Linked DNA regions of Homo sapiens: all the other regions are linked to region 1. Evidence: chromatin loops called from intact Hi-C (ENCODE). Cell type or tissue: heart right ventricle. All regions are shown on one strand. Links, peaks and the distances in the headings refer to the core of each region. The heading gives the core; the rest is flanking DNA.

Region 1 (11,055 bases), core at 1,554-9,553:
TTTGTATTTTTTGGTAGAGATGGGGTTTCAACATGTTCAACATGTTGGCCAGGCTGGTCTCGAACTCTTGATCTCAAGTGATACACCCACTTGGCCTCCCAAAATGCTGGGATTACAGATGTGGGCCACCATGCCCAGCCTGATAAGCACTGTAAACAACATAACCAGAAATGTTTTATTTCCCAGAATTCCCTCTTTTGGCTACCCAGAATTCCTTTTACTAATAAAAATAACTAGCACTTGTTGAGAAGATACTGTCTGCCACCACTACGTTCTCTCCTAATCCTAACCACCCAGTTTTTGTGTGCGTGTTCCCCCTGACCCCAGTTCTCCAGATGAAGAACTGCAGCCCAGGGAAGACCAGTGACTGGCCAAAGTCCTTGAGACAGTTTCTTCCTCTGCAAAAAGTGAGAAAACCTCAGTTATGACTTCCCCATTTGGGCATCCAGGGGTTAGTTGGGGTTTGACTGCAAATTCCTTTGTTGTCATTGCCTTTGTGACTTTGGTGTTTTCAGATGTAATTCCCAAAGAGCCTTGAGGAAAGGGTGCCCTTGTTTCCTGTTATTCCAAACATCATGAGAATAGGCAGAGAGGTCTCAACAAGAGCTGTAGAACAAGGAGATATTTTTATTCATCCACAGAACAAATGGGAATGCAGCCAGGGGCAGCCGGGCAGAACTTTCAGAGATTTCCCTATATATAGACCTGCAGGGAGGCAGCAGCATCAGCCCTTTTGGGGAAGTGAAAGAGGCCAGGCTGAGAGTAACCCAATTACTCTATTGTCTGAGTTGGGGTTCCTTTTCTGTCCAGAAATAGAAATTCAGACTACCCAGGCAGAATTTGTTGGGAGGGTGTGTGGGTGTTCACGGAACCCTAAATCAGCTGGGCCTGGAGAAGGACTGAAGCCAGGGAGTGGAGCCATCAGCCAGGCCATAGTTTCACTGTCTCATCTCCGCTTCAACCTTCTCTTCTCTCCATAGAAGAGGAACAACAGGTTGAACTAAAGCCAAAAGCCAGCTGAGGTGGGTGCAGAAGCTCCTTTCCTTCCTGATCTAGTCCTACTCATCCCCCACCACCCATCACCCCCTAGACCTGCCTGACCTCCCTTCCCATGTTGATGCTCTCCCCACTCCCAGCCCCCTTGGGATCCACTGTGGGAGCTCAGAGGGAAGGAGAAGCCAGCTAGGAAATCTCTGTCCATGTGATTCCTGCTCTATCCTGTGAGCTTGCTGAGATGCTCTGCCTGGGAATGACGGGGTTCTCGACGGTCCTGGGAAGAGAAGCAAAATATTCTCTCACTCAAGGGAGCAGCAAAACACACCACTCTCCCATCCCCAAAAAGGGCTCGTAGGTTGGACTCTTAGGAGTCATCTGGTCCTGGTTTCTCAAGATCTTTTGTCCTTTTGGCCTGCAGACTTTATTATTTAGAGTCCCCTCTTTAGATCATGTGAACAAGGTCTGTTAGACATTCACTCTGTTCATTTATTCAGGCCACAGCTATTCTGAGCTGGGCACTTCTCAGGCAAAGGCGGCAGAGTGCCTGCTCCTGGTGGATGGGGATGACAAACCTGTAACAAGAGCAGTGACTCAGATGTCTTTTTGTTTCCTCTGCCAGCAAGCCACACTTCCTTTTAACAGGTAAGCAGCTACCATCTGAGCTCTTCACCTGCAAGACTTCAGGAAATCCTACCACGTTCTCATTCCCGAGGATCTCCAAGAATTCTTACAAGTTCCACCAATTCACTGTGGTGTCACTTGTCACCTCTGTCTGCCCCACTAGACCCTGGTCTGGTCTCTGGCAGAGCCTGCCTCTGGACCTTAACTCCCTCATCTGCTGCTTCTAATTCAACTTTGCCCAAACATAAGCATATTTCCAGGGAACACTAGGCTCCCTTCTCGCCTCTGCATTCTCTCCCTAGGTGATCTCATCCAGTCTCATGGCTTTTAAATACCATCTATTTGCCAATAACTTTCAAGTCACTGTCATCAGCACTGACTTTTCCCTGAGCTCCAGACTCATACCCAACTGCCTATTTGTCATCTTCACTTAGAGGTCAAACAAGCAATTCAAAGTTAACTTAGTCAAAGCAAACTCCTGATTTCCAGCCCTGCCGTGTCCATCCCAACCTGCTCCCCTCCAAGTGTCTCCGTATCAGGGGAAGTTTCAGCACACAGCATGACACCATCCACTTAGTTGCTCCATCCACAAACCTGAAACTCATTCCCGATTCCTCTCTTTGCTCATCCCCAGCAGCTAGCCCTGTTGTTGACACCACATCAGGACCTACCCTGAATCTGCCCACATCTGTCTATCTCCATGGCTAGGCTCCTAGGTCACAGGGCCATTAACTCTTGCCTGGATGATGGCAATGGTCTCTTGACTTGTCTCTCTGCTTTCATTCTTGCCCCCTGCAACCCATCCTCCACACAGAATCTCGAGTGAGTTTTTAAAAATATACCATGGCTGGGCGCAGTGGTTCATGCTGGTAATCCCAGCACTTTGGGAGGCCAAGGTGGGAAGATCACTTGAGGTCAGGAGTTTGAGACCAGCCTGGCCAACATGGTAAAACCCCATCTCTACTAAAAATACAAAAAAAAAAAAAATTAACCGGGTGTGCTGGCAGGCACCTGTAATCCTAGCTACTCAGGAGGCTGAGACACGAGAATTGTTTGAACCTGGGAGGCAGGGATTGAAGTGAGCCAAGATCGCACCATTGCACTCCAGCCTGGGAGACAAAGCGAGACTCTGTCTCAATAAATAAATAAATAAATAAATAAATAAATAAATAAATAAAAATATAAACCATATCACAGCACTCTCTTGCTTAAGCCCTTCAATGGCTTCCCATCACATTTATAATTTTTTTTTGTCTGACCTACAATGCCTTACCTGAGCTGGTTCTCACCCACCATTGAATACCAACCATGCAACTCCCCCCATCTCTCTCTCTCTCTTTCCCAACACACTTGGCCTTCTCTCTGCTGATCAGAAGGGCCACGCCCACCTCCACCTAAGGGCTTTTGCAGTAGCTGTTCTCTTTCCCTGGTAAGCTCTGCCCACCTGTGATGGGTTTTTGCTTTTGTATTCTGGAAGGTTTGTTGTTTGTAGATGTGTCTGTGTGTATGCATGCGTGTGTGTGTGTGTGTGTGTCTGTTTTTACTAACCATGAGTTAATGCTACAAGACTGATGGTTTTAAATATGAGTCACCACGTTAGGAACTTTTGCCTGAGACAAAACAATACTCCCAGGACATTGAGAGGCTCTGTTCTCCCACCCTATTTTCTTAGCAGATAGCATGACTTTGAACCTAAAACAAAATAAAACTCTTTGAAGTCTTTCCAACAATGAAAAGACATAATTTGGTAATAATAACAATAATATGAAAACAAAATAGAATTTAAGACAAATCATTAAGTGATTAAAGAGGATCATGTGGAAATAATAAAAGCTCTATTACTAGAGCCACAAAACACACACATCAAAGCTTTTAGAACTATAAGGAGAAGGTGACAGAAGCACAATTGTAGTTTTTATTTATTCACCCAACAATGTGCCAGGCACTGCGCTAGGTGGTGGGGAATAAGCAGTGAACAAAACATCTAAAATTCCTGAGACTGTGGAGCTTACTTTTAATGGGAGAAAACAGACAATTTTTAAAGTAAATATACAATATATTATATAATCATGAGTTATATGGTGAAAAATAAAGCAATGGGCCGGGCACGGTGGCTCACGCCTGTAATCCCAGCACTTTGGGAGGCTGAGGCAGGCGGATCATGAGGTCAGGAGATCGAGACCATCCTGGCTAACACAGTGAAACCCCGTCTCTTCTAATAATACAAAAAAATAGCTGGGCGTGGTGGCGGGCGTCTGTAGTCCCAGCTACTCGGGAGGCTGAGGCAGGAGAATGGCGTGAACCTGGGAGGCGGAGCTTGCAGTGAGCCGAGATTGCGCCACTGCACTCCAGCCTGGGTGATAGAGCGAGACTCCATCTCAAAAAAAAAAAAAAGAAAGAAAGAAAAATAAAGCAATGAAGGTGGATGGGGAGAAACAAGGGTAGGAATCAAGGTAGAATTTTAAGTAATGTGTCTAAGAAGACCTCTCTAGTGAGGTGACATTTGAACAGAAGCTTGAAGAATGGAGAGGGAACCACCCATCTCTCTGGCAGAGGAAGCAGCAAGTGCAAAGGCCCTAAGGTGGGAGGTGGAAGCCAGGAGGCCAGGGCGGCTAAAGTGGAATGAGCCAGAAGAGGGATAGCGGATGAAATCAGAGACATCTGCAGGGCATAGCCGCTCAGGGTGGCGCCGTAGACTGTTGTCAGGACTCTGGCTTTTATTCTGTATGAGATATGGGGTCATTAGAGGGTTTTCATCAGAGGAGTGACACAAGCCTGTTTATACTATCAAAGAATCATTCGGGCTGCTATGATAAGAGCAGAATTGCTGGGGATAGTGGTGGTTGCATGAGGACAGAAGCAGAGGGATAAGTGAGGAGTTGTTGCATTAAGTCAGGTGTAAGATAATGTGGGCTTGAACCCTGGTGATAGACTTGGGATTAAGAGGTTAAGACATGGTTAAATTCTGGATATATTTTGAAGATGGAACTGACAGCATTGGCTGATGAGTTGGACGTGGGGTGTGAGGAAAGAGAAGTCAAGGATGATGCCAAGACTGTGGGAGAACAGATTTAGAAGAATTAGTTCAACTTTTAAAGTACTCAGTTTAAAATGACTGTTATAGGCCAGGGGTGGTGCCTCATGCCTATAATCCCAGCATCTTGTGAGGCCAAGGCAGGTAAATTGCTTGAGCCCAGGAGTTTGAGACTAGCCTGAGTAACATGGTGAAGTCCCATCTCTACAAAAACATACAAAAATTTTCTGGGCGTGGTGGCACATGCCTGTAGTCCCAGCTACTCAGGAGGCTGAGGTGGGAGAATCACTTGAGCCCAGGAGATAGACCCTGCAGTGAGCTGTGATTGCACCATTGCCCTCCAGCCTGGATGACAGAGTGAGACCCTGTCTCAAAATAAATAAATAAAACAAAACAAAACAAAATGACTATTATATACCAAGTGGCTGTGTCAAATGACGCAAAGTGCTAGGCATAGGAGGCACTTGATACCTGTGTGCACATGTGTGTATGTGTATACATGTATGTGGCACATTTCATATGTGCATGTATGTATGTATGTTGTGGTTAGAACTACGTCCACCTCTTGGTGGCTGTGTGATCTTGGTGAGTCACCCAGCCTCTCTGGAATACAGAGATAACAGAGCCTACTTCACAGGGCATGGCGATTTTAAAACATGTCCACAATTTTTTGATTTTCCCCTTAAAAAACGGTGATGTCCAATTCCTCTCCCTTTGCATACAAGCAGGCCTTAGTGACCGGCTGCTAATGAGTGGAATGCGGCAGAGGTGGTACAAAAAGACTTCCAAGGCCAACTTAGAAAAACTTCCTCCTGGCTCTCACTCTGAGGACACTCGCCCCGGGAACCCAGCCACTATGTTGTGAAAAAGTCCAGGCCACAAGGAGAGGCCACATGGAGGTGTTCTATCTCACAGCACCAGCTAAGGTTCCAGCATCCACTGCCAGACTTGTGAGTGACAGCCCTCAGGTGATTCCAGTTGTCCCAGCAAATGCCAGATGGAGCAGACATGAAATGTTCCTGCCAAGTCCTGCCCAGGTTACAGGTCTGAGGGCAAATGGATGCTGCTCTTTTGGGTTGTGTGTTATACAGCAGTAGGGAGTTGGAACACTGGGAAATTGCTAAAGCATTTTGTACACTGGAAAGCCAGCTACAGAAATGGCTCATTAGTTGGTAGGCATCCTGAGCTACTCACTAGTGACTCCAGTTAAGTCTTCCAGAGCAGAATGTCATCTCAGGCCAGGCTCTGACTCCTTCCAGCACCAGGTGGCACTACAGTCATATCTGGCCCCTTATTTCCTCCTGCCCATCTTATGTCAGATCCTCACGCTCTCTCTCTCTCTCTCTCTCTCTCTCTCTCTACCACAGCATTGAACTTCTTCAACATGCTGCACCCACCTATGCCTCTGTGTCTTTTCTCATACTGTTCCTTCTGTCTAAACCACTTTTTCCTCCGTGGCCCCCCGGACGTCAATTCCCAGCCACCTCCTTCCCTCTCCTCTGGGCCTCACTTCACCCAGTCTCATCTAAAACAGGATCCAAAACCTTCTTGTAGGAAGAGCTTCTTTCCACTTCCCTAAAGGCTTGAGATCTGCGGGGAGGGGAGAGCACTTCCCAGAAATATGCAGGGCACAGTGACTTTTAGCACTGAAGTCCCAGAAGATGGGAGAAGGCGGAGGAGAGGTGGTACCTCCAGTGGCTGATGGAGAGGGAGGAGAGGAGGAGAGGGGAGGAGGGGTCGGGACAATCTGTGGGAGTTTGTGAAAGCAATTTTCAGTAATCAGATCATCTCCAGCCCCCTGGAAAGTGTTCCCACCAAGTTTTGTTTTTTGTTTTGTGTGTGTGTGTGTGTGTTTTTGTTTTTGTTTTTGTTTTGAGATGGAGTCTCGCTCTATCACCCAGGCTCAAGTGCAGTGGCACGATCTCGGCTCACTGCAACCTCTGCCTCCTGGGTTCAAGTGATTCTCATGTCTCAGCCTCCCAAGTAGCTGGGATTACAGGTACCTGCCACCACGCCCGGCTAATTTTTGTATTTTTTTTCTTTTTTATTTATTTTGTTTGGTAGAGACATGGTTTCACCATGTTGGTCAGGCCGGTCTCAAACTCCTGACCTCAAGTGATCTGCCCGCCTCGGTCTCCCAAAGTGCTGCAATTATAGGTGTGAGTCACCCACCAAGTTTATCCCAGGGCATGTCTCACTTATGCTAAAAGCAAGTCCATTCCCACAGTAGCCCCACTGCCTTGCTGACCCCCAGGGTCTCTCCACACTCCTCTGTGGAGCTTATCCACCCTTCTGAGCCTGATTTCACACAGCTGCTCCTGCAAGGCACAGCTGATCTCTGCAGATGCCTGCAGCCATGCTGCCAGGGAGCCCAGGCAGTATGCTGCTCCCACTCTGCTGCTGGGCAGAGCATGCACAGCTGCCACTTCCTGCTGCTCCATGGGGTGCCTGGTCCTTCACCTGCCAGACCTCACAGCTCTCCGAGCCCCCAAGATGGTGCGTAGTGCCAGGAAGCAGAACAGGGGAGAATGGCTCTGCATTTGTTTTCCAGGGCTGCGGTAACAAAGTTCCACTCCCTGGGTGGCTTAAATAACAGAAATGTATTCTCTCACAGTTTGGAAGGCTGGAAGTCTGAGATCAGGGTGTCAGAAGGCTCGGTTCCTTCTGGGGGCTGTGCGGAAAGGCTCTGTTCCAGGCCTCTCTCCTTAGCTTGTCAATGTTCATCTTCTCCCTGCTTCCCTTCACATGGTCTTCCCTCCATGTGGCCTAGCTTTGGGTTCAAACTGACCCTTTTTATAAGGACACTGATCATATTGGATTAGGGTCCACCCTAATGACTTCATTTTAATTGCCTCTGCAAAGACTACCTCCAAATAAGGTCACATTTTGAGGTGCTGGAGTCAGGACTCCAACACATCTTTTTTGGGGGAATACAATATGATCCGTAACATGCTCCTTCCCTTTGTATTACAGCGTTGATCTCGAGGCCATAGACCTCATTCATTCGAACGAGGCCACAATAGCATGTGGACACACATCATGCTAGCTCAGTATTGCCCCACGCACAAACCAGGTAACTGCAGGGCTCAGAACCATCACGAGGTTGCTTTGCCCCTCAGTGTCTTTGGGAATTCCTGCACTGTCTAGGCCAGGCAGGGCCACTGCTCACGCCACCTCTTCCACGATGGCCTTTGACTTCACTCTGGTGCTCCACGTGGTGGATGTTCATATGGCACCACTTGCTCTAAGGTACCTCTTCAAGTTCTGTATAACTGCTGCCTGACACCCCTCGCAAATCAATGCCTGGGACCCTGATCCTGGGCCTTGCCTTTTTATTCCAAAAAGGATAGAGAAACTGATCTACCTCCCCTTAGAGGAGAACCACAGCAGAATTGCTCAAGTCCTGAGGTGGTACATTATCTAGAAAGATGGCTATTTTTCCCCACATCTACAGATACATACAGATATTGGACCCAGAGCCACAACCCACCTCCATTCCTCAGATCCTCTGCTGAGTTCTGTTGTTCATTCCAGACTCCTTCATTCATTCAGCTACTATTTACTGAGTCCCTAATATGTTTGAGAGACCTAATAATAACTACATGTATTAGTTTCCTATTGCTGCTATAACAAATTACCACAAATGTAATGGTTACAGGCAATATAAATGTATTCTCTCCCAGCCCTGGAGGTCAAAAGTCCAAAAAGGGCATTCTTCTGGAGGCTTGAGGGGAGAATCCTGTTCCTTGGCTTTTTCAGCTTCTAGAGGCCTCACATTCCTCGGCTTGTGGCCCCATTCTGTCCTCTACTTTTTTTCTTTTTCTTTTTCTTTTTTGTTATTTTAATGTTTTTGAGTACATAGTAGGCGTATATATTTATGGGGTACATGAGATGTTTTGATACAGGCATGCAATGTGTAATCACATCTTGTAAAACGGGGTATCCATCCCCTCAAGTATTTATCCATTGTGTTACAAACAATCCAAGTATACTCTTTTGTTGTTTGTTTGTTTGTTTGTTTGTTTTTGAGACAGAGTCTCACTCTGTCACCCAGACTGGAGTACAGTGGCGCAATCTCAGCTCACTGTAACCTCTGCCTCCCAGGGTCAAGCACTTCTCCTGCCTCAGTCTCCCACATAGCTGGGATTACAGGTGCCTGCCACCACACCCAGCTAATTTTTGTATTTTTAGTAGAGACGGGGTTTTACCACGTTGGCCAGGCTGGTCTCAAACTCCTGACCTCAAGTGATCCGCCTGCCTCAGCCTCCCAAAGTGCTAGAATTACAGGCATGAGCCACTGCGCCTGGCCAAGTATACTCTTTTAGTTATTTTAAAGTATACAATTAAATTATCATTGACTATAGTCACCTGTTGTGCTATCAAATACTAGGTCTTATTCATTCCTCCTATTTTTTGTATGAACTAACCACCCCAACCTCCTCCACAGCCCCCCACTACCCTTCCTAACCTCTGGTAACCGTCCTTCTATTCTCTCTCCCCATGAGTTCAATCGTTTTGATTTTTAGACCTCAAAAGTAAGTGTGAACATGCAGTGTTTGTCTTTCTGTGCCTGGGTTATTTCACTTAGCATAATGACCTCCAGTTCCATCTGTGTCATTGTAAATGACTGGATCTCATTCTATTTCATGGCTGAGTGGCACTTCATTGTGTATAAGTACCACATTTTTTTTATTCATTCACCTGCTGATGGACACTTCAGTTGCTTCCAAATCTTGGCTACTGTGAACAGTGTTGCGACAAACACAGGAATGCAGATATCTCTTCAATACACTGATTTCCTTTCTTTTGGGTATAGACCCAGCGGTGGGATTGCTGAGTCGTATGGTAGCTCAATTTTTAGTTTTTTGTAGAACCTCCAACTGTTTCTCCATAGTGATTGTACTAATTTACATTCCCACCAACAGTGTATGAGGGTTCCTTTATCTCCACATCCTCATCAGCATTTGTTACTGCCTGTCCTTTGAATATAAGCCATTTTAACTGGGTTGAGAGGATATCTCATTGTAGTTTTGATTTGCATTCCTCTGATGACCAATAATGTTGGGCACTTTTTATATGCCTGTTTGCCATTTGTATGTCTTCTTTTGAGAAATGTCTATCCAAACCATTTGCCCATGTTTTAACTGGATTATTAGATTTTTTTCTTGTAAAGTTGTTTGAGATCCTCCTATATTCTGGTTATTAATCCCTTATCAGATGGGTAGTTTGCAAATATTTTCTCCCATTCTCTGGGTTGTCTCTTCTCTTTGTTGATGATTTCCTTTGCTGTGCAGAAACTTTATTTTTTTGTTGTTGTTTATGGTTTTTCTTTTTTGTAATCCAAATTTTATTTCAAAATTTGGGAAACTTGATTTTCTTTTATATTTTATTTGCTTTTATTTCAACAGTTTTTGGGGAACAGATGGTGTTTGGTTACATGGATAAGTTCTTCGATGGTGATTTCTGAGATTTTAGTGCACCCATCAGCCAGATGAAAAATGCTCAGCATCACTAATTAACGAGGAAATGCAAATCAAAACTGCAATGTAATACCACTTTACTGCTATAAGAATGACCATAATCAAAAAACCAAAAAATAATAGATGTTGGCATGGATATGGTGAAAAGAGAATGAACTAATGGCATTCGCAGTAACCTGGATGGAATTGGAGAACATTATTCCAAGTGAAGTAACTCAGAAATGGAAAACCAAATATTATATGTTCTCACTCATAAGTGGGAGCTAAGCTATGAGGATGCAAAGCCATACAAATGATACAACGGACTTTGGGGACTCAGGGGAGAAAGGGTGGAGGGTGAAGGATAAAAGACTACACAATGAGTACAGTGTTTCTATACAGGTGTATAGTGTGTAAGTATCTTTTTCATATAATGGCTTCTTTTCTCCTGGGTAGAAACCCAGTAGCAGGATTGCTGGATCAAATGGTAGATCTGCTTTTAGTTCTTTAAGGGATCTCCACACTGTTTTCCACAGTGGTTGTACTAGTTTACATTCCCACCAGCCATGTAAATGTGTTCCCTTTTCACCACATCCACAGCAACATCTATTATTTTTTTATTTTTTGATTATGGCCATTCTTGCAGGAGTAAGGTGGTATCGCATGGTGGTTTTGATTTGCATTTCCCTGATCATTAGTGATGTTGAGCATTTTTTCATATGTTTGTTGGCCATTTGTATATCTTCTTTGGAGAATTGACTATTCATGTCCTAAGCCCACTTTTTGATGGGATTGTTTGTTTTTTTTTCTTGCCGATTTGTTTGAGTTTCTTGTAGATTATAGATATTAGTCTTTTGTCAGATGCATAGTCTGCAAAGATTTTCTCTCACTCTGTGGGTTGTCTGTTTACTCTGCTGATTATTTGTTTGGCTGTGCAGAAGCTTT
Region 2 (11,055 bases), core at 1,609-9,608, 53 kb after region 1:
CATTTTATCTTTTTGTCCCAGGTCCTAGAGAAAGGATGAGAGATATACTTAAAACCTACTAAAAACAGGCCAGGCGCGGTGGCTCATGCCTGTAATCCCAGCACTTTGGGGGGCCGAGGCAGGCAGATCACAAGGTTAGGAGTTCGAGACCAGCCTGGCCAACATGGTGAAACCCCGTCTCTACTAAAAAAACAAACAAAAAAATTAGCCGGTTATGGTGGCACATGCCTGTAGTCCCAGCTACTCAGGAAGCAGAGGCAAGAGAATCGCTTGAATCTGGGAGGCGGAGGTTGCAGTGAGCCGAGATCGTCCCACTGCACTCCAGCCTGGGTGACAGAGCGAGACTTCATCTCAAAACAAAAACAAACAAAAACAAAACAAAAAAACTACTAAAAACAGAAAGGGTATCTAATCTTCAAGAGCTTACTGTCTAGTCAGGAGAAAGAACATACATCCATGTGAAGCAAACTAGTGCAGCTCCATTTGAAGCAAACTAGTGCAAATAAATTCATACAATTCAAACTATTTTCTTATTGGTTGATGATTTAAATATGTTATTCTTTTTGCTTGTGAACAGATTCTGACGTGATGTGACAAAAATAGACTAACTGATTCACTCCCTCTCCAGCTTTCCATCACACTTAATCCAGAAACTTTCACTTCCAGTAATGGCGAGCTAGATAATTAGGATGACAAGGACAACTTAAAAAACTGAGAGAAATAAATTTTTTAAATTTTCTTACATGTACTAAAAAGGTAACAAAATAATAAAATAGGCTTGGGCCAAAATCTAGGGTAAAACAAGAACCCACGAGGTAAACTCACCATTCAAAGCCTCTTTCTCCCCCCTCACACCTTGTTTGTGCTCTAGACCCACATGATCAGGGACAGGCCAGAAACCTGACCACAGGTATCAGGAATGCCAGCTCCTGAGAAAGCTAACCTGATGACTACTTCATTGTTTTTAACTTCATCTATTTCTATGAAACACATTGATTGTACCATTTTTTTAAAGTGTTAAGATTATTAGGTATGTAAATTTGCTGCAATTGTTTTTAAATAAAAATACTATCTCTTAGAATAATGAATTTTAAAAATACCTCTCTCTCTGAAGGCATTTACTAGTCTGAATGAAATATCTGTGTAGTCAGGCTGAGTTTTTGGTAGTCTTATAGGGGAAGGAAGACAGGAATCAAAGCTGAGAGCCTGCCCAGGGTAAGAAATCTGATAAACCACCTCCCTGTTTAATCCAGGAATCTCAAGTGCTCCACCTTCAAAGTAAGAGTGAACTAGAAGTAAACCATTACTGGAGCAGCTCAAGTTTGTGTTACTCAGGTAGTCCAGGGAACCTCAAACTTTTGACATAGATAGACTAGGATGGTTCCATACTAGTAGTGGTTTCTGGTGCTTGACAGAATCAAAAAAAAATCATTTCTAGAGAATGGAGCCATTATCTTTGGACATTTATTAACCTTGAAAATATTTATTTTCTAGTATAATGACCAACAGTCAAAGATAACACTTTCACAGAATAACAAGATACCCTGAGTAGTAAACAGCAGAAACAACAGAGTCCCACAGAAACTTCAGAAATTGCAATCATGAGACAGACTGTAAAGTAACTATCCTGACTATGTATAAAGAGATTTTTAATGAGCTTGAAAATATCTGCAAGAAGGGAATCTATAAAAAGTATTGTAACAGATTGTTTTAAAACTAAATAGAACTTACAAAAGTGAAAAATATAACCATCAAAATTATGAACTCAGTGAACATATTAATCAGTAGATCATATACAGCTGAGGTCAGAACTGAAAGATGAGTCTGAAGAAATCATCCAGAGTGTAGCAGAGAAGAGAAAATGATAGATCATATGCAAGATAGGGTAAGAGACATGCAGGTCAGAATAAGAATACCTACTAACATACCCTTATGGAAGTCCCAGAAGATAAGGAAAGAGAGTTTTGGGACAGAGGATATTGGAAGAGATGGTAGCAGAGAATTTTCCTTAATTGATAAAAAACAGCAATCCACAGATTAAAGAAGCCTAATAAATTTATTCTTCTGACAAGTAGACCCAGGCAGAAGGAAAATTTATCTCAGATGGGTATCCCAGAAGGAAAATTAAAGGCATTTTGAGGCAAACAAAAACAGAGTTTGCCTCTATTACATCAAATGTAAATGGACTAAATGTTCCCATTAAAAGACAAAGATTGTCATACTGGATAAAATAATACTATAACTCTCTGCTGTTTACAGAAGACACACCTAAAATATGTCAGTAAGTTTTCAACTGTGGGTGATTTTGCCCTCAAGAAGATATTTAACAGTGTCTGGACTTATTTTTGGTTGTCATAACCTGGGGAAGTGCCATTGTAAACTACAGTGCATAGAACTGCACCCCCCGCCACACACACACAAGGAATTACGTGGCCCCAATATCACGATTGGAGAAATCCTGATGTAAGTAAACAGAAAGTTAAAAATGAAAAGATAGTAAAGAAAATATATACCAAAAGTAAGCCCAATTGCTATGTTAATTATAGACAAAATTATAATGAGTCAGAAAATACTTCTAGAAATAAAAGGGATTACTTCAAAATAATAAATGTCCATTTACCAGGAAAATCTAAGAATATTAAATTTTTATTCATCAAATAAAATGACCTCAAAATACTTAAAGCAAAAATTCCACAACTCTAAGGAAAAAGACAAATTCATTATCAAGGTGTTTTATATTTACATTCTTCTCTCAGCATTTGATATAAAAAGCAGACAAAAAGCCCCAGTAAGAATATGTAAGATTTGAATAACACAATTGTCAAATTTCACTAAGGGACATATATATAACACTGTACTTAACAACTGCAGAATATTATTTTCAAGCATACATGGAAGGAACAGTTATAAAAGTTGACTCTATACTGGATCACAGAGCTAGTGTCAACAATTTCATAGAATTAAAACCACACATAATTATGCTCTCTGACCACAGTGTATTGTTAGCATTCAATAAGAAAAAGATGACTAGAAATACCAATATTTGGAAATTAAGCAGTACACATATATAATCCATCACAGTGGAAATTAGAAAATATTCCTGACTGATAATGAAAAATACTATATATAAACTTTTCAGTAAATAAAGCTGAGCTTAGAGGAAAATTTATGGCTTTAAATTCATCTAAAGAAGTTAGGGGAAAAAACAACAAATTAAATCTGAAGAAGGTAGAAGGAAAGAAATAATAAAGACAAGAACAGGAATTAATGAAATAGAAAACACTTATAGAGAGGATATACAAAGCCAAAAGGTGATTCTTTTTAAAGACTGATAAGACTGCTGCCGGGTGTAGTGGTTCACGCCTGTAATCCCAGCGCTTTGGGAAGCTGAGGTGGGTGGATCACTTGAGGCTAGGAATTCAAGACCTACCTGGCCAACATGACGAAACCCCGTCTCTACTAAAAATACAAAAATTAGCCAGGCGTGGTGGTACATACCTGCAGTCCCAGCTACTTGGGAGGCTGAGGCACAAGAATTGCTTGAACCCAGGAGGTGGAGGTTGCAGCGAGCCAAGATTGCGCCACTGCATTCCAGCCTGGGCGACACAGAGCGAGACTCTGTCTCCAAAAAAGAAAAAAAAAAAAAAGACTACAAATCCTTATAAAGACTGATTGAGGAGAAAAAACGAAAGACAGATAACCAAAATCAGGAATGAAAAGGAAGACATCACTGCCGATCCTAGAGGTATTATAAAGAATACTTTTTTAAATAAATGAACTCCAATTTCTTACTCTGGGTAAACAAAGCCCTGTCTCATCTAATTCATACATTCATCTCATTTTATACAGTTTTCTCTCTCATCTACTGTGCAGCCATTAAACATGCCAAGTTTGTTTCTCTCATAGGGTCTTCATTACCAACTAATGCAAAGTAATGCAATGACTGTCTCCTTGTCTCAGATTTAAATATAACCTCCTCAGAAAGGCCTTTCCTGACCACTCAATCTAAGAGAGCAACCTGTTATTCTTCATATCATTCAATTTTAATTCCTTAATTAGCTCATGCTATTTACTTCATAATTGTTTGCTCCCCACTCCAGACATAAAACACATCAGAGTAGGATCTTTATCTTGCTCATCACTCTATCCCAGAGTGCTCGATAAATATTTGTTGATTGAAGTACCATCTTCTGATTCAGTCACAGAGAGGTAGGCCATGAGGGAAATAAGGAAAAAAGTAGAAACAAGAAATAAAGAAAAATCAGAAACAATTTAAGACCCTATTGTGTGCAAAAGGGAAGTGGAAAGAAGAGACAAGAAAATACATAAAGGGGTTAAAAGAGAGGAAAATAATTAGATAGTATTGCTGTTGTGTTTTGGAAAAACTCTTAATTAGAAGGAAAGGAACTAACTTTATTAAGCTACCTCTATGTAGGAAAACTAAATTACCAGGTGATGTGGGGGTTTTTTTTGAAAGATTTTATTTCAACTTACAGGCATCACCAAAATTATTTTCCTCATTTTCAACCTTTTCCTAGGAAGAAAAGAAAGTGAGTTATTTTATTCTATAGATGGAAAAACAAAAGCCTATTTGTTTTAATCAAGTAAAATTGTCAAGGATGACTGGCAGTGCCATTCACTGAGAAGGAATATTAGAAGAAGTGTTTTGGAGGGAAATCATGAGTTTCAATTTTAACAGGTTAAAATTTAGATATTTTGAAATATCCAAGTAGAGGTGTTGACAAGATAATGGGATACTTCACTCAGAGGAGAGGTCTGAGCTGAAGATCTAAATCTTTGATGTATGGATGGTAATTGAAGCCATAGGCATAGATGTGAGTGTCTAGAGAGAAAGAACAGCATATGAAAAAATGGGGTTTCATGGATGTATCTTAAGGAGCTCCAATATTCAATGGTTAGGTGGTACGAGACAAGCCTTTGAAGGAGACTGAGAAGGAATGGTCAGGAGAATATGGTTTCATGAAAGCCAAGGGTATTTACTGTTTCAAGGAAAAGAATGGTCAGCAGTGTTGAATGCTGCTGAGACACCAAAGAAAATGAGAATTGAAAATGTTTATTACCTTTAGTGACATTGAAGTCTCTGACCTCAGTGAAAGTAATTTTAGCAGAGTGGAGATGGAATCTGAGTCATTTTAACATCCACAGTACCTTTCCGTAGAGTAGATATTTGATATGATTTTTCATTTTCTTTACCATGAAATGTATAATTATGCAGAAGAAAGTATAATGTATATGTAGTATTTGAAAAATAAAGTGAACAACATTTATCCATAACCCAACTTAGGAAACAGAACTTTAGAAGACACCCATATGCTCCTCCCTGTTTGCATCTACCTTCTTCATCTGCCCAGATATACCACTCTTAAACTGTTGTAATAAGTTTTCCCGCCAGGTGCAGTGGCTCACGCCTGTAATCCCAGCATTTTGGGAGGCCGAGGCGGGTGGATCACGAGGTCAAGAGATCGAGACCATCCTGGCCAACATGGTGAACCCCTGTCTCTACTAAAAATACAAAAATTACCTGGGCGTGGTGGTGGGTAGCTGTAGTCCCAGCTACTCGGGAGGCTGAGGCAGGAGAATCTCTTGAACCTGGGAGGTGGAAGTTGCAGTGAGCCGAGATCGCACCACTGCACTTCAGCCTGGCGACAGGGTGAGACTCCATCTCAAAAAAAAAAAAAAAAAAAAAAGTGGGCCGGGCGCAGTGGCTCACGCCTGTAATCCCAGCACTTTGGGAGCCTGAGGTGGGTGGATCACGAGGTCAGGAGATCAAGACCATCCTGGCTAACACAGTGAAACCCCATGTCTACTAAAAATAAAAAAATAAAAAAAATTTAAAAAGTCGGGCGTGGTGGCAGGCGCCTGTAGTCCCAGATACTTGGGAGGCTGAGGCAGGAGAATGGCATGAACCCAGGAGGCGAGATCGCGCCACTGCACTCCAGCCTGGGCCACAGAGCAAGAATCCATCTCAAAAAAAAGAGTTTTCCCTTGCTTTTCTTTTATAGTTTTACAACATATGAGTGACTTCCTAAACAATATACTGTTATTTTTACAATATACTTTTTTAGTTTTAACTGGTTTTGAACTCTGTATAAATGGAATTATACTGTATTCATTCTGAGTCTTGCTTCTTTTGTTCAGCATTATCTTTTTGAGATTTGTCTGTGTTGATACCTGAGATTGTATGTCATTTTCACTGTTGTATAGCATTCCATTGAATTAACATGCCATAATGTATTTTTACATTCTGCTTTTGATTGGTATTTGGGTCATTTCCAGTTTTTTGGTTTTTTGCTTTAAAAAGCAATTCCACCGTGAACATCATTATCATGTCACCTTATGAATATGTGCAAGAGTTTTTCTAAGATAGGTGTATAGATAAGAATAGAATTGCTAGGCCATATCATATGGGTATGTTCAACTCTATTGTGAAATACCAAACTGTTTTCTAAAGTGATTGAATCATTTTTTACTCCTACCCATTCCATGTGAACATAACCATTGCTCTGTATCCTCCCCAGTGTTTGATATTGTCAGTCTCTAGAATTGTTGCCAATTTCATGAGTATGAAATTTTATCCTATTGTAGTTTTAATTTGCATTTTCTTGATTATTAATAAAGTGAAGTTTTTAAATGTCTATTGGCCATGTAGAAAATTCAATTCAAGTGTGATGCCCATTTTTCTGTTGTGTCTTTTACTTTTGAGTTATAGGTATTTTTAAAATATTTTTGATGCAAATTCTCTTTTTGTTATGTGTGATAGAAATATTTTTTCTCAGTGTAAGGCTTGTTATTATGCCTTTGACGAACATAAATTTTTTCTTTTAATGTAGTCAAATGTATCAGTCTTTTCTTGTTTAAAATATCCTTTCCTACTGTAAAGTCATTATTTTGTCCTACATTTTCTCCTAAAAATCTTGTATTTTTGTCTATTCCTCTTAAATATTTAGTTTACTTTAACTTGGGAGGTTTGCTGTGAGGTGGGAGATCAATTTCATTTTTCTATGTGGATGCCTGGTTTTCCCATACTGTTTAATGAGATGTCCAGTCCTCCCCTACTGACCTGATAAACCCATCTGTCATATAGCAAGTGTTCATAAATGTGTGGGTCTATTTTGGGAACTTCTGTTTGGTTCCATTAAGTGGTAAATGTTTAGCAACTAGCTCTTCCCACTCCTTTCCTATACACAAAAAGTCCCGATTTGTAGTATTTGCTGATTTCCATGGTATAAATACTCCCGCAATGACCAGTTTCAAGCTTCCAATGTGATATCACTAAAATGCGGAGTTGGTAAGAGGTGCTAACAGTTAGAGGTCAAGAATAGGGTCTATCCAAAAGATAGTGCTAATGCCAAACTTTCTTAACTAGTAGAGCTCGATATCAGGGCAATTCTCACATTGTCTTCTTTAGGAGTGATCTGCCTATTCTTGGTCTTTTGCATTTCCATATATATTTTAGAATTAACTTATAAAGCCTCTTTTTTTTTTGAGACGGAGTCTGGCTCTGTCGCCCAGGCTGGAGTGCAGTGGTGCAATCTCGGCTCACTGCAAGCTCCACCTCCTGGGTTCACGCCATTCTCCTGCCTCAGCCTCCCGAGTAGCTGGGACTACAGGTGCCTGCCACCACACCCGGCTAATTTTTTGTATTTTTAGTGGAGACGGGGTTTCACCATGTTAGCCAGGATGGTTTGGATCTCCTGACCTTTTGATTCGCCTACCTCGGCCTCCCAAAGTGCTAGGATTACAGACGTGAGCCACCATGCCTGGCCCAAGATGGATATAATTTTTATGTTACAAAAAGATTTATAATTGTACTGGAGTCTGTTAACCTTCAGACAATTCCTTTAATGCTTTTATTTATTTATTTATTTATTATTTTTAATGTAGACAAGAATGAGATGATGATGCGTTGACATACCTCCTTTTTTACTAACACAAAGGGCAGCTATCTGAAGCACATTATTCCAACATGGATCTTTTCAGTTAATAATATATCTCAGAGATCTTTCCTGTCAACATGTACAATTCTTACTCTTTAATGCTTTTGTACTTACTATACTATTTTAACTGCTTCAGAGTATTCAGTTATGTGCATATGTATAGATGTGGATGTGAATGTGTGTGTGTGATAGTGGTTAAGAGCTTGAGTTCTGGAACCAGACTGCCTGTCCCGGAATCCTTCTCTGACACCTTCTATGTGACTTTAGAACAGTTTCTTAACCTCTGTGAGTCTCATTTTCCTCATTTATAATATGGTCAAAGTAGCAATGCCTATGTCATGGAATTGGTGTGAAGATTAAATGAGATAATTCATGTCAGGCATTAGAGCCTGGCTGCTACACAGTAAGTGCTTAATAAATGTTAACTGCTAGCGTTTTCATTCTTGCCTTTGCTGCTATTATTACTCCTAGTACTGCGCTACTGATAAATACTTGATTTGTTTCCAGGTTTTTGCTATGACAAACAATGCAGTGGTGAATATCCTTGTACATAGATCTTAAAATAACTTGGGGGATGTGTATCCCTGAGTGCAAACTCCTATAAACAGAATTGTTGGGTCAAAGAGTATGCAGCTAAAAATATTGCCAAATTGCCCTCTAAAACAGATATTCCAAATTATATTCTTACCAATTGTATAAGAAGTATATTACTCACCTTACATCAGCCCTCCGTATTATTAAATTTCTAAATGTTTACCAATCTTATACTTAGTTTGTCCTGCATCTCTTTAGATATGAATGAGATTAAACATCCTTTTATAGGTTTATCACTTTTTTTTTTTACAAATAATAATGAACTACTTGCTCATATCCTTTGCCTATTTTCTACTAAGTTATATCTCTCTCTTACTGATTTCTAAGAGTCCCTAGTGCCTTATAAATAAAAATACTGACCTATCAATTTCCAGAAACATAGTTTCTATGGAAATTAGATATAACTGAATTACTTATATTCACTTGATTTTTTTTTGTAAACATTTTAAAGCTCCCCCAACCCTGCCCCCGCCAGTCTCTTGAGCATTCCTACCTAAAGTCACTTGGGGTCAGGGACTATAACTTCTATTCCTTTATTTCCACTTGTTCCCTGTCCCTCTAGTAGCACCGGGCTTCTCTGCCAAATTCAGTGACTGGTGGAGGGGCCTTACTATAGAAATTTCAAAAGAGTGGATTTGAGTCATGGTCCTGAAACATAAGCCACACATTAGGTTATGTGAAGGCCTGGAAAACAAGAAAACATGTCCAGAGGCTAAGCAGGCTCCTTCTATTCTAGGCACATCTCCAATGGCAAGATGCTTAAGTCTATTTTAGCCAATAAGAAGATTGACCTGTTCACATGGCATCTGACAGGAAAACGTGGAGCCAAGAACTTGGAGCTTTTTGGAATCCATTCATCTATAAATCTGTGGCGGCTCTTTAGAACTTTTTCCAAATGGGGGCAGTGATAATGATAATGTGACTATAATGTGGCCCTTGTGAGCTCAGTGTCCAAAGTAATAATACTTCCAGCACCTTTTGTAGGGTACCTGCTGTGTGTGAGTACTATTCTAGAAGTCTTACACACATCCTCTTTATTCCTTGTAGGGTCCCTTCAAGGATTGTTCTTTCTGCTTTAAAGACAAGGAAACAGTGACTCAGTGTAGCATAGCACCTTGTCCTAGTCACACTCATAATGCAGGACAGAGGTGGATCCTATTCAGGCCTGAATACCCCAACCCCACACACTGTTTTGTTCTACTGTTCACTTTGTACATCTGTAGTAGAATTTTTCACATTTTGCCTTGTATATAGTTTCATTGTTCTTCCAATACTGTAAAACTCCTTGAACTCTGGACCCAGACTGCCTGAAGAAAGAAACCGTGTCTTTTTCACCTACCCTCCAAGCAACAATCAGCGAGGCTATCGAGGTCAACTGGACTTGCCCCAAGAACACTTCATGGTCAATGTCTGGGTCAGGAATTGACTTTAGCCAACTGTGCCCTCTGTTGTGAAGCCATCCTAGAAACCAGTGCCTCCCATCTGTGTGTGCTTTCTAGCTCTGAAAACTACCAAAAAGTCCCTGTATCTACTGGAATATAGCTTTGGGAAACCAAGAATGCCTGCAGCCCCTCGTTCAGCAGGTACTTCAATGCAGAGGACCAATGTGGGCAGAACTGCACTACCAGCTTGTGAATGAATGTTCAGATGGGAAGTGAGCATCTTTTCCCTTATGTTTTGTGCTAAGAATACTGTGATGTTGAAGCCCAGATACTTTAAGATACATAGACATTTGGAAAATAAAGAAAAGGATAAATGAGAAAATAAAAATCAGCAGTAACACTATCACCCAAAGCAGCCATTGTTAACATTTGGTATCTATCCTCCCAGCTAAGCTATACATTAAATAACATGTACTTAACAATGGGATTATATTATGCATATTACATTTGTAACAAGCTTAGTGCCATTTTGATTGGTTATTCCAAATCTAGGGGAAGCCTATTAGACAAAAGTTCTCTCCTTCCTCTGGCTGTGATTTACTGGGGGTAGAGGTGGGGTTTAAATCATAATTACACTTACTTAATGTCATTTAAAATGTTGCAAAGCATTTCACATCCTGCTGAGGAATCTGATAGTGCTGAAGCAAGACCAGAGTCTACCTCTGCACTCAAGCCTTAGAGCCTTTCCACAATGCTTTTCAGTTTCAGGTTTCAGGAGGAAAGAGAAGCAAAAAGCAGTGCTATCATAAGCAGGGCTAGATGATCTAATGGCAGAGCCAGATGGGGTCTTGTTTTTAGTTGCAATCTGTCTGAGGCATTCTTGTAATATTATTTAACAATTAATTTTTAAGTATTTTTTTACATGCACAGGGAACAAAGTCCAAAAGATTCAAAAGAGTATACGGTGAAAAGCATGCCTCCCCCTACTCCCCGGGAGGCATCACTGTCTGCGATTTCTTGTGTATCCTTATCTGAAGCATTTTGAGTTCAAAGGGCAGGCAAGCATTTGCAGAGGTCATCAAGGGTATTTTCCTTTGTCGCATCAGTATTCTCTGCAGAGG
Region 3 (11,055 bases), core at 3,056-11,055, 78 kb after region 1:
CTGTATGTAAACCCTGCCCTGGCAATGTTTGCTCATTTTTATGGAGTAGAACGTCTCTCCCCTTTTCTAAACTCTCTCTCATGATACTTTGCCTTTGTGTGATTTTTGTTTCCGAAATGCTTTCTCCTATTTATGTTGTTTCATTTTCCGGAAGCTCTGGGAGGTCGGGGTAAGGTATTATGATCTCCACATAATGCTGCTGCCTAGCTCCCACCTAGTCAATGTGTGACTGGGTCTAGTCCCAGCCTTTTGGCCAGGACCTTCTACATCTGCTTTTTGCAGTGACCACAGTCCCACACCCATCACTTCAACACCACTCATCTTTCATTTCCCCTCTCCATTCCCAAATCAAAATTTACATGTCCTAGGCCCTGTTGAGAGTAGCCATCTGGACCCACAAATTTGAGTAAAGGTGCTAATGGCTACTAATAGTTTCAAAGGTCCCTTCTCAGATAACATGGTATTTGCACAGTGTGTTTCGGTATTTTAACCTTGGGTTCCTCATCAGGAGGTGAAGAGCTTCCCAAAGAGCTTCAAGCTTTATTCATTCCTCATTTAACAAAATCTTACTGTTGCTGGCTCGGCACCATGTTAGGCATTAGGAATCTAAAAATAATGGAATCACTACCTAGTAAATAAAATCAGCTGTCCTGCTATGCTATTAAAGTTCAGAAGAAGGCACCAAATCTAGGCTGGGGTACAAAAAGGAAGTCCCTAAGAGGAACAGACGTTATAGCTGAACTGCAAAGGGTGAATGCGCTCCGGCCAGGGAGATGGAGAGTGAGGGGCCTGGGGAGTGGCCCAGGCAGAGGGAAAGGTCTGGGCAAGGGGTGAGACAGCATATGACTAATTCTGGAATCAGCTGTGTGGGAGCACGTGGTAGGCAATGAAGCTGGAGAGAAACAGGAAGATCCCTAAACAGAGTGCTGCCAACATTTTCTTTCCACGTGGAGGTATTTTGAGGTTTCAGCAGGGAAGAAACTATGTTTGGTAACTCTTCCCATCTCAAATTCTAGCCCCTTTTTGCAGGGACTTCATTATGACCATCTTATGGCATCAATGATGACTGCCCCTTTTAAATCTCATATTCAAATGGATAGTGGGGCCCCTTAGAGCAGTGGCTCTCATGCTTCATCAGCATCAGAATCTCCCAGAAGGCTGTGAGAACACAGGCTGCTGAGCCCTGCTCCCAGAATTTCTGATTCCGTAGGTCTGAAGTGGTGCCTGAAAATTTGCATTTTTGGAGAGTTGCCAAGGGACCACATTTTTGAGAAGCCTTGCCTTGGAGCATACAAAGCCATGATATTAACGAGGCTGTTTTTAATGCCTTTGCACCCTTTTTTACCATTAGTTTCAGTTGACCTTTTTAGGCTGGTCAGGTTGAGTATTAGGCAGCATAATAGTTCCCTAAGGCCGCCTTAACAAATTACCACAAACTGGGTGGCTTAAAACAACACAAATGTATCATGTTACCGTTCTGGAGGCTGGAAGTATGAAATCCAGGTGTCGGCAGGGCCATGCTCCCCCTGAGTCCTTCCTCGCCTCTTCCTAGCTTCTGGTGGCTGCAGGTGTTCTTTGGCTGGTGGCAGCATAGCTCCAATCTCTGCCTCCATCTTCACGTGGCTGGCTTCTCCCCGTGTGTGCCTGTTTTCACATGGCGTTCTTTTATAAGGACACTGCTTATATTTGATTAGGGGCCCATAGAAGACACAGAATATATTTTGCTCTGCCTTACAGCAGTGAGTCCAGGGCTGCCCAAGTCTAGACAAACTCATCCATCCCGTCCCCAAGCATTCAGCATCTGCACAGTGTGGCTTTCACTGTACATCCCTTCCAAAAGACAGCAAATCCTTCTTTTTCCTCCTCATATTCTTCAACCAACCAGCACCACCTTGTTATAGAAATACTTGATATAACCTGCCTTTTATAAATTAGGAAGAAAACAGTAAGGTTTCAGAAAGTTTACTCATTTAAATTTATAGTGTTTTGCATCACAATGAAATCATTCTGTTTGGATTGCTAGGACTATATGACCAGCTTTAATTCCTCATCCTTCACTTCTATTTTTGTTGGCCTTCATTTACTTACTTTGGTTTCTAGAGACACTAAAGGTGGCAACATGCAGAGGACAGGGGAGAGGGAGGGACCTTTTGAGATGGTTTGAGCTGCATCCATTTGGACTGCTCCCAGTGAGTCAGTGGCTTCAGACTGGAACAAATCAGGACACTTATGTTCATGCAGCAGCCGAGAGGTGTAAGGAGGCCTCCCCCAGGTCCCCTAAGTCTAGGGAGTCTGAATCTTCTGTTATTACTGCCTTATGCCTCTGGCGGAGGGGCATCCAGAAAGGAGAAGCAGAGCCACAGCAAAGGAATATGTTCACCCATCTCTTCAGACTCTCCATACCAAGCCGCCTCATGATAATACCAGCAGCCACGATGGGGCTGACGAGACTTCTCATTTCCTGCCCAGCTCTGATTCCATTAGGAAAAACCTCACCCTGCCTTACCCCAGGGCTTTAGGCTAGATTTGGAGAGAGGTTTTCAGTATCCTTCCCCTCTGCTTTCCCGGAACCTCTGTCACAGCTGTAATCCACAGCAAATGGATTTCCCTGACACTGGGGACAAAGGCCTAGTGTTTCGTAGACTTGGCGGCTCCTGGGAGGGCAGAACCATCAGCGTTTCTCCAGCTGCTGGTCTCAGGCCCTGTGGGCAGCAGAGACCTGTAATAAGATCACTATCCAAGCCAGTTATATTCAGCACATCATTCAAAGTGGCCCATTGCAGTTAGGAGGGGAGAAGTGACTTAAATAGGAATCATAGCCCTTCAGAGCCCGGGCTCATACAAAACCACACAGTGAGTAGGAACCCAGAGAAAAACAGACTTCTAGTTCTTGATGTTAGCCATTAATGAGATTTGGCTGTGATTTATAATGGGAGTCCGCAGGGATGGGTGGCCTTGGGGAAGAAATAAAGAACTAGTTGGAAGAGAAGGAAAGAATAAGAGTAGGAATTAAAAGGAAATTGAAAAGGGGTGGGTAGAATACTGAAAGCCTAGATACTGTGAAAGTTTAAGGATTCAGATTTTCTAATGTGGGTCACCAGAGGGAAGGATGTAAGGAGAGTCCACAGATGCCTCAGTAGCCCTTACTGAGACTGCAGAATGCCTCCGCTACTCTCCAGCAGCCAGAACTTTGAGCGGAAGGAAGGTGTGAAGGGGGAGATATGAAAGCTCTGGTTCAAAAAGGGGAACTGTAGAAAAAAAAGTTTTAAAGCTGTTATATGGGTCCACACTTACTAATTATGTTTTCTTCCAACTCAAGTTCCCTTCTACTAGGAGACCAACAATAAAGTGACATATGGCAGGACCCTAGCTTCTGGTTTCTCTGCAGGGCAAACTTCACCTCTCTCGTTGATAAGTCACCACCACCATGCGGGCAGGAGGTTTCCTGAGGTGCCTTCCATGGTACTGGATGAGAATCAGGGGAGCCATATCACCCCAAGTCACTTACCTCCCCCACACTGGGTCTCCGTTCTTGCATAGAAAAAACAAGGGAGATTATGGTAATTTTTGATTTCTCATACTGGTTGATGGATACACAAGCATATTATCCTTTATATATATATTACATAGAATATTTTGTAAGTATAAATGGACATTAATTAACAATTAGGGAATTAAATTCAGAGATATCAGTTCGTTTTCAACTGAAAATCTAGTATGCTTTGACACGGACTTCACCCAGTGTGGCTGAAATAATGGCTCAAGGTGAAGTTGCAGAGAGGATCATGGGAAGCGCTCTGGCTTTGGAGTCGGACTTGGTTTTGAATCCCAGTTCTATGATGACCTTACATAAATTGCTTAGATATATTTCTCATTGACAAAATTGGGATAATCATACCTATACCATAAGGGAGGTCATAGTATCTATGATAGTGCTTGACAAGTAGTAAGTGCTCAATAAATAATCACTATTATTAGTATAGACACCATTGATGGAAGGTACTGAAGTGAAATCACAGGTGGCTGATGTTTTAAACTAGTTGGTGAGAAATTTGTGGATGAGGTAGAGATTAAGCTTTCAGATGAGGAGTAGGATGGAGTATGGTGCATTTCAAGCAATTTTATTCAACAAACATCTATGGAACGAAGCACAAGGTATTATGGGAAAATATGACATGATCCCACCCCCAAGCAAATCACTTTCTTGTAAGGCTATGTTGTAAGTGCTAGGAGACAGGCAGGCACAGAGTGCTCTGGGAGCAGCCTTTAAGCTGGATGGCTTAAAGGAAGACACTGGAACCTAATTTGAAGGAAGCAAGAGGAGAAGAGTTGGGGGGGTTGCATTCAGTGCATATTTCACAGGAGAGACTCAAGTTGTTTTGAAGATCTAAGGAGTTGGTTACATGAAAAATTGAAGGAAGGCATTTCAGGGGAGGGGAATAGCGTGAGTGAAACCACAGCGGTAAAAACCACAGAGGTAGGAAGTAGCAAGGCAGCCAAATTCCAAATGACCTGGGCACCTTGGTCATAATGCTGAGACCAGAGAGAGTGCAAGTGTGGAAAATGAGGCCAGGAAGGCAAAATGGGTCAGATCATGGAGGGTTTCACATCCCACATGGAGCAGCTTGTGGGGTGGGGGCACTGGGTGGGCCCAAGAACAGAGGTAATTCAACACATGATGCAGGGACAAATGGATATTCACATGCCCAAACATGGAATAACATATGACCCAGAGATTTCACTGCTAGGTTATACCCAACAGAACAGAAGCAAGGACTTATATGCCGTGTTCATTCCATTGCAACATTATTCACAATAGCCAAAAGGTGGAAACCACCCCAGTGTTCATCAACAGATGAACAAACACAATGTGGTGTGTATGTAGGTATACAATGGAATACTATTCAGCTATCAAAGGGAAAGAAATTCTCATACATGCTACAACATGAATGAACTTTGAAAACATTATGCTAAGTGAAACAAGCCAGACACAAAAGGACAAATATTAATATGCTTCCACTTAAATGAGCTATCTAGAACAGGCAAATTCATAGAGAATGAAAGTAGATTAGAGGTTAGGGGATAGGCAGGGGACAAGGGGGACTGAGGAGTTATTGCTTAATGGTTACAGAGTTTCTGTTTTGGGTAATGAGAAAGTTCTGGGAATAGATGGTGGTGATGATTGCACAACAGGTGAGTGTAGTTAATGGTACTGAATTGCACACTTAAAATCTAGTCATATTCTGAACTTTCCTTCTCTATCCTTTACATAAGTGATTGAGAGAGAGAGCAGTCAAGAGAGTGAGAGAGCACACTTGAAAGACAGCCACAGCTATCAAAAGTGTGAGCTAGAACAGAGGGTGCAAGCTGGGGACAGAGAGCAACATGAGCATGCACTATCCAAGAAGTAAGAGAGAGTGTCTGTGTGAATTGAAGAGACAGACCTGCTGATCAAGCCTGGGATGGCAGATGCTCAGGGAGGGGGAGACTACAAGCGACAGGAGAGAGAGCTGGAGCATGTGCAGCAAGGGTGCGGGCACTTGGGAGAGCCACGGGGAGCCAGAGGCAGGAGACTGGTCAAGGGCGAGCAGCCCAGGAGGCAGCAAGAAGGTCGAGTAGGGGAGAGAGCTCATTAGAGGGAAACGGAGCTACCAGTCTGGATCAATCACAGCGGGGCAAGAGGGCAAGAGTGGGAGCAAGAGCGAGGGGGAGGACGTGCTCGTATTCCAGAGAGCCAAGGCAGAGTGAGGGAGGGTGAGCACACTGAGGATGGGCCCACCCAAGGAGCAGCTCTGAGAAATCAGTGGTGAAAGGGAGCATGGGCACAGGTGTGAGAGATGGCAGGGACCAGGGGCAGGGAAAGAGTGGGAAAACCAGGGACTGGGGAATCAAAAACTACTGACACAGAAAAGACACGGGTGGTTGGGGGTGGTAGTGGGAGGAGGGGCGGGACAGTGGGTGGGGGGATGGTGGGGGGCGGGGGGGATGGTGGGGGGACAGGGGGAATGGTGGGAGGGCAAGGGGGACAGTGGGCAGGGGAGACCGGGGGGAAGGGGGGGACAGGGGGGATGGGGGGGGCAGGGGGCGGTGGGGGGGTGGGGGGCAGGGGGGCAGTGGGGGGGTGGGGGGGCAGGGGGGCGGTGGGCGGGGAGACAAAGCCTAGAACTGGAGAGAGAAGAAAGGAAAGGCATGCTTGCCCACAGGAGGAGACAGGCGACAAGAGTGTGGGAAGTGCACTGTGCCCACGTGCCCAGGTTGCTGCAGTAAGTCTCTCTCCCCTGCATGGGGAGCAGTGGCTGTCCTGGCCTGTACAGTTTTTCTGTAAAGGAATGCCATGCTCCCTCAAGACTTTTGTCTTATTTCTTAACAAGATTTGAGTGTACACTCTCCACAGTGTCTGCCCTAGCTGCTACAAAAGGAAAAAAGAAATAGAAATGATAACCCCCAAACTGAGCAGTACTGGGGAGATAGCAACAGGACATTAATGATGACTTTGGCTTTTTGCACTAATCATGCTCTCATTAATGTGAAAAATTATATTTTCTTCCCCTCTTAAATGGGTATACTCTACAAGCAGAGGACTGAATGTCTGTGATGGGATGACAAATAAATATTATTTTTCCATGTAGGAAGGAATGGGTAGAAGGAACAGCCTCTACACAGCCTCTGTTCTAGCTCATGCTTTTGATAGCTGTGGCTGTCTTTCAAGTGTGCTCTCTTACTCTCTTGATTGCTCTCTCAATCACGTGAAGGATAGAGGAGGGAAGGTCAGAATATGACTAGATTTTAAGTGTGCAATTCAGTATGATTAACTACACTCACAGAAATAGAACTGAGACTTGATCATCCAGGATGTAGATTATTCTACCCTCTTAATTTTCTGCCCTATTTTCCCATTTTATTTTTTATATTTATAAGTACTTCAGTTGAGATTTTCCAGTGTGTAATGAAAAGCAAGAAATGAAACCCAATTCTGGCCAACATTTGGGAAAAGGGAGGTGAGACTTTGAACTAAGAGAAGATGTTGGGATTCTGTGAGGTAGTCTGTGTTTGAATGGAACTATCATTTACTGATTTGTTGCTTGATGATCCTTATAATTTCAATTGCACCTCACCTTTACAATTAGTTTTTCAGTTTCTGTGAGATCAGGAATTATACCTCCTACCACTTTTTATGCAGCCTAATTTTCCCTCCCTAGAACATAAGATAAAGTGGATTTTGACAGCGCCAAGACATAGGAAGTACTTGTTGACTTTGCTGCTTCATTGATTCCTGCATCATCATTATCATCATAAGCATCCTTAGCAAGTCAGTAGCCATAATAAGGCCCAGCACTGCGTGCAGCTCAGGACAAAGGGAATTAATTCATGGACAAGCACCTTGCTCTATGGCAGTAAAAGCAGACATATGAACATAAGGAAAAATCACTGCTTAAAGAGTAAGGTCAAGAGTGCAGCTTGCAGGCTGCTACACTGCCTTGGAAATCATAAGCAACTTGCTGCCTGCCACCTGGGAGTGGCTTGGGTTTCCAGACTCCCAACATTCCTGTCTTTTAGACTTTACCCACACTTTTTTCAGCCCACAGTGAAATTCCCCCAGTCTGAAGAAGGCAGCCTGAGCAATGATAACCCTGAAACTGAGCAGTATTGGGGAGATAGCAGCAGAATAGTAATGATTACTTTGGCTCTTTGCACTAATCATGCTCTCATTAGTATGAAAAATTATATTTTCTTCACCTATTAAATGGGTATACTCTACAAGCAGATGACTGAATGTGTGTGATGGGGTGACAAACAAATATTATTTTTCCATGTAGGAAGGAATGGGTAGAAGGAACAGCCTCTACACAGAAATGAGGATTTTTAAGAAAAGCATGGAAAAAGAAAAAAAGAGGAACTTAAACTCAGATCTGGGTGTGCCTCTCCCACCACCCTTTCCTTCTTTCCCAACCCCTCTCCACTGCCAAGCACACAGCCTCAAGGGAAGGTAGAATTTCCAGTTCTGTATTCAGACCATAGGATGGGCCCTGAAGGAATTTATGGCCCTCCTTACTGACTGGGATAGGAGATTCCAGAAGGTTCTGCCATTTCTGTCTTAGGAGAGACCCTATCTATTGGATCTGGGCAGTGTGAACCAGGCCACAAGAGCCAGTGCTTACAGAGCACACAGGATATGCTTGGCACTCTGCTGAGCACCTTTCATCATCACTTTTCTTTATGTTCACCACAGCCCATATCCTGTCACATCTAATTGATTAAGAAACAGGTCAGACAGGTGTGACATGCCAGGATTTCCTGGCTAGAAAGTGGCAGAGCCAGGACAAAGCCAAGTCTTTCTGATTCCACAACCTGAGATTTTAACCAGATTGGTCAGTATGGTACCCTGCTAAGCGTTAGATCCAGAGGGCACTCAGTAAGTACATACCTAATAAAGATAGATACCTCAAACACACTTGAGCTCTTCTGGCTTTGAAAACTAAACTAAATAAACACCTCAGTTTATTTGATTGCCTTCTGGTTTTGTCACCAGGCTGGAGTGCAGTGGTGTGATCTCAGCTCACTGCAACCTCTGTCTCCTGGGTTCAAGTGATTCTTCTGCCTCAGCCTCCCAGGTAGCTGGGACCACAGGCGCACACCACCATGCCCAACTAATTTTTGTATTTATAGTAAAGATGGGGTTTCACCATGTTGGCCAGGATGGTCTCGATCTCTTGACCTCGTGATCTGCCCACCTTAGCCTCCCAAAGTGCTGGGATTACAGGCATGAGCCACCGCACCCGGCCTTCTCTGTAGATTGTTAGTCCTGCTTCTTTCACTAGGTGGCTGTATAAATATGGACAAATAGTAAATTCTCTGATGTTCAGTGTCCCCACCCCAACGATGAAAAGGCTGATAGGGTGAGAGGTGATCCATGAGATCACTGCTAGGGAGAACGTTATAGGAAGTCTGCCTCCTTTCCTAGTTTTGCTTCCTCTGGCAAAATAAACAGGTCATAGGCTTTAGAATCAGCCAGACCTGATCTCAAATCTCACCTAGTGAACCAAGTCTGCCCTGTCCTTCTGAGGGCAAGTGTGTCTTAAGACCTCAGTTCCCAAGTGGTCGGGCATGGCGGCTCATGCCTATAATCCCAGCACTTTGGAAGGTCAAGGCAGGTGGATCACTCAGGGGCAGGAGTTCGAGACCAGCCTGGCCAACATGGCGAAACCCTGTCTCTACTAAAAATACAAAAATTAGCTGGGTGTGGTGGTGGTCGCCTGTAATCCCAGCTACTCAGGAGGCTGAGGCACGAGAATCGCTTGAACCCGGGAGATGGAGATTGCAGTGAGCCGAGATTGTGCCACTGCACTCCAGCCTGAGTGATAAAGCAAAACTCCAGTCTCAAAAAACAGAGACCTCAGTTCCCAAGTGGCCCCACCACAGACTGGAAAGCTGATGTATATACTGCATAGTCGTCACCTGGTATCCACTGAGGACTGGTTCCAGGAACCCCCTTGGATGCCAACATTCATGGAAGCTCAAGTCCCTAATATAAAGTAGCATAACATTTGCATATAACTGACCCACATCCTCCTATATACTTTAAACCATCTCTAGATTACTTATAATACCTCATACAATGTAAATGCTATGCAAATAGTTGTTACACTGTATTGGTTAGGGAATAATGACACAAAAAAAGTTTACGTGTTCAGTACAGACACCGTATTTTTTGAATATTTTTGATCCTGTGGTTGGTTGAATCCATGGATGTGGAACCCACAGATACAAAAGGCTGACTTTGTGAACATTCTCTAGTAAGCGTCTGTCAAAACATTCACTTCTGCCTCTTCCCTCCTAGCATCTGCCTGCCCTTCTGCCATCCGAGCGCCCTGACTGCGCCACACTGCAGGCCATGGAGAATGAGCTGCCAGTCCCACATACATCTAGCAGTGCCTGTGCCACCAGCAGTACCAGCGGGGCCAGTAGCAGCAGTGGCTGCAACAACAGCAGCAGTGGTGGAAGTGGCCGCCCCACCGGGCCCCAGATTTCTGTGTACAGTGGTATTCCAGACCGGCAGACCGTGCAGGTAAGAGTCTAATTGATCTGGGAATTATACTCCTTAATCATCTCCAGGGCTAGCAAGGAGGAGGTGTTGGCATGGTCTGGTGGGATAATCTAGATGTGGACTCTAGAACGGGCATATGGGAGTGAGTTCGTAGATACACATTTGTGTATAGTTACAGGGGGTGAAGGATGCAAAATGGCCCAATCAAGGAGTTTGGAGGACACGTGTGTGAAAGTATAAAGGGCAGACAAGTAACAATAACAAATAATACATGACCAAGAGCTGCTCAGCCACAACCCAGACCCACTCTCTAAATGACCATTGCCCGGTGAAGAACACATCTCAGTTTTTCAGAGACCAAAAGCCAAAGAGAACCCCCAAATAATCCTTTGTCATTGCAGCTTTTTACCTTCTCCCTTAAAGCAGCAGTTGGCAAATGTCATCCAGAAGGCCTTCCAGGTGGCGGCTCACTGCTCCTAAATGCAGTCAGGGCCATGCACTACCATCTGCTGTGTGCCTGACATGGTACTAAGCATTTTGCACGCTTATCCTTTTGGTTATTATTAGGCACAATTCTGTAGTTGAGAAAACTGGGGCTCAGAGAAGGTAATAACTTGTTCAAGGTCATTCAGGTAAAGACAAAAAAATTGAACCTCTCACCCCAGACCTGTGTTCTTAATCACTACAATGTTTTTTTGAGGTTCCTGGATAATACAGGCAGAAAAGAGAGACCACAGCTGAGAAGTGTTTACTCCCAGTGACTTTGCTATTACAGTTTGGATATACTAGAAAAGTGACCTCATCCTGCTTTGAACTTAGGCCCAGATAAGGGAACAAGGGAGAACCCACAACAGACAGTAAGAGGGCCTGAAAACCCAAGTTAAAGAAGATGCCATCAGATACCCTGGACTCTTCCCTCTCCCACTTATTTCTACCTCGTGCTTAGTGAATCCATGTTTCCTGCCCCTACCCTTGTCCCTAGCCCCAGCACCTGGCCCTGGCCCATCATG

Evidence for each region. A loop is a pair of places that touch in the nucleus more often than their neighbours do. Peaks named below come from ENCODE experiments on the same cell type or tissue, not always from the same donor. Only the 100,000 strongest peaks of a DNase experiment are listed, where the experiment ranks them.
Region 2: it touches region 1 in a loop (4-fold over the local background); 6 of 110 quality-filtered maps call a loop at or near these places.
Region 3: it touches region 1 in a loop (2.9-fold over the local background); 44 of 110 quality-filtered maps call a loop at or near these places.

Annotation. Positions count from the first base shown.
Region 1 is chr1:33,450,870-33,461,924 of GRCh38, reverse strand. No RefSeq gene overlaps it. Among named protein-coding and RNA genes, the nearest start is that of ZSCAN20, 16 kb to the left of the region's middle. RefSeq lists enhancers at 833-912, 1,033-1,082, 6,558-7,057. In heart right ventricle, for the core only: a CTCF peak has its summit at 5,908 (motif pointing right); DNase peaks (open chromatin) are centred at 5,594 and 5,914; H3K27ac peaks cover 2,735 bases.
Region 2 is chr1:33,397,777-33,408,831 of GRCh38, reverse strand. All of the region lies in intron 1 of PHC2 (polyhomeotic homolog 2), which reads left to right. Among named protein-coding and RNA genes, the nearest start is that of PHC2, 28 kb to the left of the region's middle. In heart right ventricle, for the core only: no CTCF peak of the experiment used is centred there; no DNase peak of the experiment used is centred there; H3K27ac peaks cover 2,158 bases.
Region 3 is chr1:33,374,377-33,385,431 of GRCh38, reverse strand. PHC2 (polyhomeotic homolog 2) reads left to right here. Exons shown (of 15, transcript NM_001385109.1): 2 at 9,839-10,066. The coding sequence starts at 9,893. Among named protein-coding and RNA genes, the nearest start is that of PHC2-AS1, 30 kb to the right of the region's middle. In heart right ventricle, for the core only: a CTCF peak has its summit at 6,282; no DNase peak of the experiment used is centred there; H3K27ac peaks cover 4,250 bases.